Regions from separate parts of the Homo sapiens genome. Here region 1 is linked to region 2. Evidence: chromatin loops called from intact Hi-C (ENCODE). Cell type or tissue: GM12878. All regions are shown on one strand. Each heading gives the region's core, and the rest is flanking DNA. Links, peaks and the distances in the headings are about the cores only.

Region 1 (5,849 bases), core at 544-5,543, 440 kb after region 2:
CTGAAAATACAAAAAATTTAGCCAGGTGTGGTGGCACGTACCTGTAATCCCAGCTACTCAGGAAGCTGAGGCAGGAGAATCACTTGAACCCGGGAGGCAGAGGTTGCAGTGAGCAGAGATCACGCCATTACTCTCCAGCCTAGGCAACAGAGCGAGACTCTGTCAAAAAAAAAAAAAAAATGCACTCAGGCTGAGTGATGGAGTGCAGCATCATTGGAAATCAGAACCCCAGGTTCTGGAAGCCACTAGAGCCTGGCACGTAGACAGGGCCACTTGGCAGTACAATATCCCCCTAAGGGAGCGCACTGGAAGCGAAATAGATGAATTTGACAGTGTGAGCTATCACCAAACATAAAACTATTTCCCATGCAAGACAGTAAGACAATTCTGTCCTCTAGAGAAGGGGTTCCCAGTGAAAGGTCAGAACCTGCCTGGTGGGTCTCAGTCTTCCCAGGAGATCTTAGATGCCAGGGTGTAGCCTCCCTTATCCAGCCTACTGACATCAAGAGCTGATTTGCCTCTAATCCAATAGTAACCACCACTCAACCTACCCTCGCTCTTCTTCCACACTTTGATGGGTCTCCCACAGGGAGGTTAATTCTGGGCCTGAATCTTAATCCGACCTCCCCACTTCACTCAGAAATATTCTCCACACCTCTTCTCATCCCCACTCTTCATGGAATAGTATTTACTACCCTTCCAAGAAAGACCGAAATCATGTATTTATAAAGGCAACTTCATTGTTTTTAAGCCAATTTACCACAATCAACTTCAAATCAGTTATGAATGTCCATGCATTCACTCCTTTGGCACAAATTTATTCATCATCTACTATTGCAAAGCACCAACATGTCAGAATTTAAGATGTTAAAATTTAAAAGTTCTAACTATGTCAGGTTCACTATCATATCGTAGTCCCTAATCCGTGACTTGGCACATAATAGCATTCAATAAATATTTTTTGAATAAAGTAATAAGGAAATTTAAAGAAATTGAACATTAAAAACCTATGCCTCAAGAAGCTTATAGAAAGTCCTCAACTATATAAAAGTGAAGAAAATATTGCTAAGACCCTTCCTCAGTCCAAAATCCTAAGAATCTATGATTCAAAGTCTTAGTTAGAAGACAAAAAGGTTAAAAGACAGGGCAGGGGTTGTCACAAAGAGTCAATAATAAAAATCATAGGGCTGGGCATGGTGGCTCACACCTATAATGCCAGCAGTTTGGAAGGCTAAGACAAGCGGATCACCTGAGGTCAGAAGTTCAAGACCAACCTGGCCAACATGGCAAAACCCCGTCTCTACTAAAAATACAAAAACAATTAGCCAGGTGTGGTGGCACGCACCTGTAGTACAGCTACTCCAGAGGCTGAGACACAAGTATCGATTGAACATGGGAGGCAGAGGTTGCAGTGAGCCGAGATCACGCCACTGCACTCCAGCCTGGGCGACAGAGCGAGACTCTGTCTCAAAGAAAAAAAAAAAGAAAAAGAATAATCATATGAGAGTTAAAGATTGAATGTGTTAGAAGTGATCAGAAAAGGGAGAGATCTTTTAGGCCCACAGAAGGAAGTCAGAAAGAAAAAAACGTGGAGGAGATGGAACTTGCACAAGACCTTGAAGAAAGGAATTGTTGGGAAGGGCACAGAGCTAACAAAGCTGGGAATTATTCCAAGGGAACAGAGGAGCTCAGCCTTCAGGGGGCTCAAATGGGACAGAACTTTCTGAGCTGGAAGAAAAAGCAGCTAAAAGGAATGCAACACTTACTCCATGGGAAGTACTGTTCTACTTAGCTTATCGAAAGTTTTGCAAACTTTTAACATTATTTATTAAGTACCTATTATATTCCAGATGCTCTCCTTAGATGCTAGGGACACTGCAGTTAACAAAATGCTCCATGGCTTCATAGAGCCTCTCATGGGGAGAGCAGGCAATGCACAAAATAAGTAAAATACAGAGTGTGCTGAACGACGCTAAGTGCAATGGAGAAAAATAAAGCAGAGAGCAGGGATGAATGTTTGGAATAGAATGAAACAAAGTGGTCAGGAAAGAACTCGCTGAGAACATGATATCTGAGTGAAGACCTGAGGGTAGTGAGGGAGTGAGACTTGCAGGTGAAGAGCACTGACAGCAGAGGAACCGCGAGTGCAAAGGCCTCCAAGTAGAACATGTCCCATGTGCATGAGGTCAGCTGGCTGGAGCTAAGGAGGGGAGGGAGAGAAAGTCAAAGAGCTAACACGGGTCAGATCAGAGAGGCCTCGTAAGCTATTGTAGTGAACGGTGAGCCTCTGGTTGACTCACAAGCTACCCGTCATTCATTTCCCTTTACAAGGGGACTGAAGCTCTGCGAGGCCATGTGGCTTACCCGAGAGCACACAGATAACAGGTAGCAGAGCCAGGGTCTAAACCCAGGCCTCCCTGGCCCCTGCTACTTCACCTGACCCCACCCTCCCCTCTCTTCATGATTCATTCTTGTGTGTGTGTGCACGTGTGCATACACATGCATGCACACTCACACCTCGCCCTACTATTTTCATTCCTCCAACACCCCCAGGTCCTCCTTGTCTTCCCTCGTGCTGTTCCCTTTAGCTGGAGTGCCCTTCTCCTACTCTTGATCTGATGGGTACAGCTTTCGGGCCTTGGTTCAAATTTAATGGCCTTTCCTGACCCTCTCATATAATTTAGCTGTGCCTTGCTGTACCTTCTCAGGGCCTCCAGTTCTACTTTCCTTTGTAATTACATGTTTATTTGTGTATTCGTTTTTCTTCCCCCACAAATTCTCCCGCCCCAGACTGTGTCTCTACCCAGCACCCAGCCCAGTGCCTGGCACATAGGAGGCACACAATAAACATGTATTGAGTAACTGAGAAGACCAAAAGGGTAAAGACAAAGTAGGAAGACCTCAGAGAGGTTTCTGGGCATCAGTAAGAAAAGGAAACCAATGGCTGTTGCAAGAGAGATTTGGGGTTATCTGTGGCCCAGCCTGTTTCCTGCCTGGTTTTGGAATGAGATGCTGCAGGCTGTCTCTGGCTGCTCCACAATCTAATACATTCATCACGTGACTCACCACCACCCCCCAGCAGCCTCTGGAATGAATGTTATTTGGAGTAATTGGCCAAGCACTTAGAAAATGCTAAGGTTTATTTTTAAATATGATTACGACCTGTCTTTTGCTTTCCGGAAAATCACGTGTGCTCTTCAGAGATACAAAATCCGATCATTGCACTTTTAAAACCAACGTTTTAATCTTGTCCTCTAAACAAACTTGCTAAGTTGGTTTAGGGGAAAAGCATAACCATCCCCATTTGATTGATAGGAAAACTGAGGCTTAGGGGAGATTAAATGCACCATCTCAGGCCAAATAGCTATTGAGAGTAGCTATCTTGAAACCAGAGAAAGCTGCATCCACTCTACTATCCTGCCTCCCCCATGCAAATAATGCAGATGGTCCCCCAAAGAGAAGAAGAATCTAGAAAGAGGAAACCATGGCCTTCTTGGTTTGGTGTTTTATGTGGCAGCAGGGCAACCAATCGTTCTAATTAGGCCACAGGAAGCCTGTTTCTCTTTAAGAACCTATTAGCAAGCTGGCAAAATCTCATCCCATTACCATGTAAATAAATAAGGATAAATTTTCCCACATCAGCCTCCCAGGGCTGAACCAAAACTCTCCTCCTTTGCATATTTTCGATAACCTGCTTATTCTGGAATACCTCACAATTAAAGATAGCATGCTCTGGACATCAGTAATTCATCGTGGAATGGGAAAAAGGATGAGATAATTAACATTCTCTGGCTGGCTTTGGCTGGGAAGTAGCTTAATAAGCACAAGGGCGTGTTTTGGGCTATTTCCATCATGAGGGTAGAATAAATAAAATGGATCCTTTCGCACACTAGACTTGAAGGATTCGTGTCAGGCTAGTTGGCCCCAGAGCTTTCGGAGTTGGGTTTAGATCTCCACTGTGGCAAAGGCAGCTGATCAGCAAATGCAGCCCCAGGGCCGGACTGGGTAGGTGGGTTACAGGGAGTAAGGGCAGCATGTCTCAAAGCCACTCTTTAAGCTTCTAGCTCGTACTGTAAGCTTTAACTTTTCGGTGAACTGCTCTCTGACCTTCCATTTTTTTCTTCTCTGATTCCTTTTATCAAGCCATATAACTTTGATGGGCCCTCCTTAGTTTGCCCTTCTGTAAAATGGGAAAGATAATGTGATTTCGAGTAATTGGCCAAGGACTTAGGCAGGGGTGTCTAATCTTTTGGCTTCCCTGGGCCATATTGAAAGAAGAAGAATTGTCTTGGGCCATGGATAAAATACACTAACACTAACAATAGCTGATGAAAAACAAAATCACAAAAAAATCTCATAATGTTTTAAGAAAGTTTACAAATTAGTGTTTAGCCTCATTCAAAGCTGTCCTGGGCCACATGCAATGCGCAGGCCTCCAGTTGAACAAGTCTGCCTTAGAGCAAGCAGGATTACTGAGGATTAAAACATCATCATTATCATCATCGTCATCATCAGTGTCATCACTATCCCTTATGAATCATTTATGATGTGTCGGGTTTTATCATGTGCTAGATGTATTTCATTTGCATTATTAAGTTTGATGCCTACTGGGATAGATGATCAGTCTTCAAACCTCAAAATAAGCTGGAAATAGAGTTTTTAAAATTTTGTATCACACGGTTGAAAATAAACTAATGAAACACAGAACCCCAAGGGGGATAGCACAAGCAGTCAGAGAGTTTGAGTATATTTATGCATGACAGAGCCATAAATGGGTGCTGGGATATACCTAACCTTTATGGTTGACGTCATGGGGGAAATGGTTTCTCTGTCTACTAACTGAGATCAAGGAAGGGTACAGCATGACTGTGCCCTCTGGGTGCCCATCCCGTGGGACCTCTGTTGGCAGCAGACTATGAGCCTGTGTGGACTTGTGTCTGTCCCAGTATGGCAATTCCTATATTTTATGTTGTTATGATTCCTAAGAGAAAAAAATTTTTTCAGCTGAGACTCTTGTTTCTACGATGATGCTCTGACGGGTACCTTTATTCCTTCTACATTCTATTTTCTTAATCGAAGTAGTGAAAATTAGTAGCAATTTACTACAGCAAGTCAGAAAGGAATTGTCCTAAAATGTCTGAGCATTTTAACCAGCACATGGAAAACTGTCCCCCACCTCTGTCCTATTTGCACACTGTAACATCCCTCACCCATCTTTGCCTCCTTTCCTTCAGGCCTTGTTGAAGGATCACCCTCCTCTAATCTAAGAATTTAAGACTAATCTTGCCACTTGCACTTCATTTTGGTACATACTGCTCAGGTATCTGACCTTATCTGTAAACTCTTCCTCTGTCCATCTTCAGTTGCGCTCAACTCTCTGGCTGGCTCCTTCACAGAAATAAACTTCTTCATCTCTCCCACCATCTTAAAATAAGCCCTCATCTTAAAAATAAGCCCTCCCTTGATCCCTTATCCTTTTCCAGCTACTGTCTTATCTCTTGCTCCCCATCAAAGCCAACAGTCTGAGTTGTCTTCCCTTATGTCTCCACTTCCTCACCTCCCACTCTTGCCCCTGCAATATAGGCTGGTTCCACTCCTGGTTGACCTCTGAAATTGCTCTCACCGAGATTATACGCTTGGTAGTCCAATCCAACAGGCACACGGAGCCACCTTATTCAATGGCTCTGTGGTAGTTGACAGGGAGGGCCTCCTTCTTAACACTCTACTCTTGGACTTCCCAGGGTGAGATTTCCTTGCATTTTTCCTCCTCATTTTTCTTCAGAGGTTATTCCTGATTGAACCTTTTCTAGGCTGTCTTCCCCTTTCACTTCACATCATCTTTTTGGGAA
Region 2 (5,802 bases), core at 1-5,000:
GCATTCATTTTTTGAAGGCTATCACCCCAGTGCAGAGTGATACACTATCGGTTAATTTCCATTAGCCATTAAATAATATCACCATTATTTAAAGAAAACATGAGGCTAAGCATTCAGACTGATCATGAAACTCCCTTAATATGAGATTTTGATGGTTGATAACCCAAAGGGTCCAGGAAAGCAAAGGAAAATGGAGGTTAACATCAATTAACATCAATAAGAGACTTGATGTTAATTCATTACACTCACCATGACTTGGCTTTTCAATTTGTTGTTGTTGTTGTTTTTAACTCTTATGAGCGAAAGAGAAAATTGATACTATCCAAGGGTATAGAATTACCTTTCTGGTCCTTTAAAATATCAGTGGACCAAATTCCATCTTCCTTTTTGTGAAGCAGCAGGAGCGAATGGCTTAGAACCTCGCCTCCTTTGTGACAGGTGTACTGGCCAGCATCTCCAAACTCTTTGACTTGGATGGTCAGGGTTTTGCCAGAGCCTAAGACCTCACTGCTCTGGTCCAAGGTCCAGGTGATACCATCTTCTTCAGGGGTGTCACAGGTGAGGACCACCATTTCTCCAGGGGCATCCGGATACCAATCCAATTCTACGACATAAACTGGAATGCACATAAAGTGGAGAACCAGGCTGTAAGCTCCAGGAACTCTGGGACTGTGTTTTATTAACCCTTCGGGCATCCCCATTGCCTAAACACAACCTTGTTTACAACAAGTATTTGGCAAATGCTTGCTGAGATGATCTCAAGGCATGAGACCCTGCTTGGGCTCAAGGTCATGGAAAAGAGAAACAAAGAGTTTTATAGCTGCCATCGACTCATTGACTGGAAGGCTGCCTTTAATAGTAACCTTTGATTATTTAGCAGATTGGAAACACCTTAATATACCAAAAACTGCAAACAGCACAAGACTCTTTGCCAAAGGTCTGGGGGAGAGAAACTTCCAGCACAATTTCAGTTTCATAGAGAATACGGCAGGGCACAATATTCAGCAGAGTAACATAGTGGTTAAAAGCTCAGGGTGTCGAGAACAACGAACCAAGACTGTCATCCTGTCTCCACTAACCAGCTGGGGGATTTGGAACAAGGTATTTCATTATCATGAGCCTCAGTTTCCTCATCTGTAAAATGATAATAATAACAGTATCTGCCTTACATTTGACTGAGGATTAAATGAAAAAAAAAAAAAGCACGTAAAGTACTTAGCACAGTGTCTGCCACACAGTAAATTCGGTGTTAGTTATCGTTACTTATAGACTGAGGAGTCAGCCAACTGTACAGAGAAACTCTCTTAACAATTTTCCATGGATATTTAAGGATTTCGTTCCCTCTGTTTTAAATCACCAGTGGAGATTTTCATTCTCTCTGCATTATTATTATTATTATTATTATTTTTAGCTATCTTACACTCTTATGAAGCAGTCCAGTAGAGCTTAGTCTTCCCATTTAATGAAGAAGCGTACTGAGGCCAACGATCTAAGCATGGTCACAGCAAGTCAGAAGTACAAGGGCTACAGCTCAGACCTTTTGTCTCTTGGGCTTTGCAAGGGATGCCTAATGCTAGTGTCTAAACTGGCCTTTGAGGAATGGCTTAGTATAGTATTTCAGAGTGTGTCATAGCAAAGCTTCATTCATTTTTTTAATCCATGCATAAATTATTAATTGAATAGAATTGTTTAATGTAGTAGTTCCCAAAGCATGATCGATGAAACACCATCAGCAGCATCACCTTGGAATAGATCAGAAATGCAAATTCTCAGCTGCTGAATCAGAAACCTTGGGATGGATTTAGTTATATGGTTCTTAAGCTCTCCAGATGGTGCTGATGCCTGCTCAAGTTTATGAGTCACAGTGGTTGAGAGCCTGCATTTTGGAGTGGCAGAGGCCTGGATTTAGAAGCAGCTCTAGCCCTTGCTCCAGTCTTGTGGCCTTTGGCAAGACATTCAACTACTGTAAGCCTCAGTGTCATCATCTTTAAAATGAGAAAAATATTAGCCCTTGCTTTAGAAGGTGGATATGTGGATTATATAAGCTCATACACAGTGCCCTTACATGCTTTATAAATGGTGGTTCTCGTTATTGGCCTCTGGATGTAAAGCATTGTAGAATATAAAGTTTTCACTTTACATCAATTGGATTATAAGGACTGAATGGATAACAAAAATAAGAGGTCAAAAGCATTTGGGGTCCAACTCTGGGGAAATGATTAGCTGTGCTGATGTAAAACCATGTGGCACTTTTGGCTTTTTCTTGGTTTTTTTTTTGTCCCCCTGACACCTGAAGAGCATGGTTACTTTCCTGTCCCAACTGAGGCTCGGAAGCCCTAGAAGATGTTTGCTCAACAGCAGGGAAAACAGCTGCAGGAGGAAAGCTGAAGAGGAGCATCAAGAACCTGGCACTTAGCCTCACTGCATCGTCTGCCCTCCTAAGTCACACCTCGGAGAGTTTCTCACACTGATTTTCTGGAATTTCTGTGGTTTACCAAATCAGAAGTCACTAAGGGGTCAAATATGCCAGGACCAAGGTTCCTGAGCTCGCTAACAATCCCAGGGTTGGAAGGGATCTGCCATATACCCCTGGCTCAGGCCTTTGCCTTTACTTAAGAGAGTGTCTAAATCTCTCAAATTCTCATGGAGAAGGGGTGGCTGGATTCTGTCTTCCTAAAATTCTTGAGAAGAGAGGAGTGGTCCCAGATTTCTTTCAGGTACCCATTTCAAGATGGTACTTTCTAGAATATCAAAAGATTATTTCTGATCATCAGCTGAAATATTTTCATCCTTAATTTATGTCCATTTCCTCTTATTCAGCTCTCCAAAGACCTGGGAAAAAATTACTTCATGTCCTTGTAAAAACGTTTTCACAAATTTAAGTGCACCAGCTTTGAAGCAAGACAGAATTGGGATCAAGTCCCTGTTCCACCCTTACCAGGTATGTGACATTGGGCAAGTTACTTAATCTCTCTGGCCTCAGTTTCCAACATCTGTAAAATGGGATACAGACAGTCTCTACTTCATATGGCTCTTGTGAGAATTAAGTGAGACAGTGCACTCAATAAACATTAACTATTATTATTATACAATTAAAGATAGTAATCGCCAACATTATGATGTTGGCTTCAGTGATAAAAATCTGAGGGTCTTTCAGGTACAGCCAACGGTCAGAATGCACATTTACTGAGTGTGAGATACTAGAAGGATGGGCAGAACTCCTTATTTTACCATTAACTATTCTATTAGTCTACTAATAATTTTTACTGATCATTGGGATAATAAAAAGTATCTCTTGAATCATGAAAGATATTTTAAACAACCAAAATAGTAATACTAGCTGACATTTACTTTCACTTTACTATCTGTCGAGTTGTATTCTGCATTCATTAACCCACTAAATAACCCACGTGGTAGGCATCCACTTTGTAACATCCAGTTTACAGTTGAGGAAATTCAGGATTAGAGGTGACCCAGCTTAAAGTCACATAACCAGTCATTGACAGACCTAGGACTTGAACCCAAGTCAATGTGAGTCTGAATCCTATGCTTCCTCCAAAGTGCTTGGTCAGAGGTAAGTCATCACAGTGCCAACTGAGGGGGCAGTATCATGTGGTGGAATGAGAAACGAACACAGTTGTTATACTTTGCAAATCCTCTACTTTGGAATTTTAATTGTGTGAAACAGTTTTTAGTAATATTGGAAAATATCATATGTCATATGTCTTTCCCCACCATATCATATATCATATGTCTTTCCCCACCATAGTGTACCAATGTCATCCAATGTGAAAACCAAACAATATAGATACCATCAAAGTAGAAAAGAGAGATATGGCATTGCATTTTCCCAGAGTGATGGCTTTCTCTAGAGGACCCAGTGCATGGTTGCCCATTTCAGTTTGATTTCCCACCAGTGGCTGCCCAAGAGTCCTGGCTTAGAAGTGGGGCCTCCACAGAGAATAATGAGAGGCTGGTTACCATCTTTCTTCAGTTCCCATATGGCCACGAGGGGAGATGCCAGAAAAACCAGGGAAAACCAAGAGATGACCAACTGCTGGTGACACATCTATAAGAAGGGAGAGAAGCAGGGGGAAGAGAAGGAGGAAAAGAGAAGGAAGAGGAAGAAAAAAGAGAAGAAAGAATGTCAATAATTCTTGTTACCTTTGTGAACCATATACACATTCTAGCTACTTTTTTTTTAAATAAAATCTTGATTCTCCCCTTTCTTCTCCATACTGTCAAGCAAATACTAAGTAAATTACAGGAGTTCTATGGCAGTCTGTGGGGAAGAACATCTCTAAATAGAGAACCATAGGGTATTTGGGGCTCTGGAGCTGAAAGAGACCTAAGGCAAGCCATCTGATACAATCCTCTTATTTTTAAGATGAGAAACTTAAAGCTTAGAGAAGGAATGTGACTTTCTGGATCAACATCTAGCAGTTGTTTATTTAGTGCTTACTACATAAAGAGCACTGGGCTAGAAGCAGTTGAGAGAGAAAAAAAGGGCTTACCTGGATCCCGCTTCCTAGGAGCAAATACTTTTACTCAATAAATATTTATTAAGTCAGTGTGTTAAATGCCTCCCCGCCAGCTGGGGAGATGAGCCATACATTTGTATCACTGCAGCACAAAGCAGTGTGTGCTGGAGCACCCAGAACTGAAGGACTTGGGTTAGGGACAGGAACGGTAATACAGAGGCGAACTTTCAGGTTCTGGCAACGACCTGGTCACCAGCCCTTGCTGTAGGGGTTTAGCTTCTCTTGTTTTCCAAGTTCAAAGACTACTCTCTCCCATATAGAGAACCTAGTGGTTCTAAAATTTGAGTGACTGTCAGGATAACCTGGAAGCACTGCTACAACAGACGGCTGAGTCCCACCCCCAGAGTGTCTGATTCAGCAGGCATGAGGGCCTGAGAATATGCATTTCTAGAAAGTTTCCAGGGGAAGCAGATGCTGCTGGCGCTAAGACCACACCTTGAGAACCACTGGTTTAACCCATGTTCAGGGTCCAGAACCCCTGAAAATCAAAGTGTTCATTGGGAAAAGACCACAACATATTGATATATCCACCATGAAATAGTAAAATGCATAATTTTATGTTAAATAAGCCACCATCTGATATAGAAACCAGTCTAGGTTAGTATCCAGGGTTTATGAAAATCTTCCGATTGCAAAAATTACATGCCACTTACGAATGAGGTAGGGATGATTATTGAAACATTCTGAAACAACTCCATTCACCTTGCAGAGCACCCATGGTCTGGAGGAAAGTGGTTCTGAAACCACTGTTTTAAACTATATGAAGGGCAATGCTCAACTGTTTCAGTCAAATACCTTAAAAATGAGCATTCCTGGGTTGGGTGACGGAATATTGACAAATTACAGCTTTGTCAGAACTGCTACTAACTCTAGGCGGACCTTGCTATGTACTTTATTCCCTTATAAAGTTTGTGAGTGGCAGAGACAGGCCTAGAAGTCAAGCCTTCTTGGACACTGCTCAGTGCTGTCACCACAGCATGGAGTTTTAGGGGCATGGCTATCACTTCAGTCTAGGTTATGACTGTAGCAAAGTACTAGCTGGCACAGGGCACCGGTTAGTACATTCACAGGCTTGAAGTTAAACAGACACAGGCTTGAATTTTGGTCCCACCGCTCATTTGCTGTTGAGCAGTGGGAGCAACTTGTTGGCCAAGTTACTCGCTGAGCCTCAGTCTCTTTGTCTATAAAATGGACCTAATACTTATCTCAAAGGCTTGTTGGGAAAGGCAATGAGATAACATATTATAGAAGGCAACCAATA

The links. A loop is a pair of places that touch in the nucleus more often than their neighbours do. Peaks named below come from ENCODE experiments on the same cell type or tissue, not always from the same donor. Only the 100,000 strongest peaks of a DNase experiment are listed, where the experiment ranks them.
Region 1: a loop joins it to region 2, with 2.0 times the contacts of the local background. A loop is called at or near these places in 5 of 110 quality-filtered maps.

Annotation. Positions count from the first base shown.
Region 1 is chr5:159,761,456-159,767,304 of GRCh38, forward strand. No RefSeq gene overlaps it. Among named protein-coding and RNA genes, the nearest start is that of LINC01847, 110 kb to the right of the region's middle. In GM12878, for the core only: no CTCF peak of the experiment used is centred there; no DNase peak of the experiment used is centred there.
Region 2 is chr5:159,322,714-159,328,515 of GRCh38, forward strand. IL12B (interleukin 12B) reads right to left here. Exons shown (of 8, transcript NM_002187.3): 2 at 3,982-4,069; 3 at 341-616. The coding sequence starts at 4,069. Among named protein-coding and RNA genes, the nearest start is that of IL12B, 4.9 kb to the right of the region's middle. In GM12878, for the core only: no CTCF peak of the experiment used is centred there; no DNase peak of the experiment used is centred there.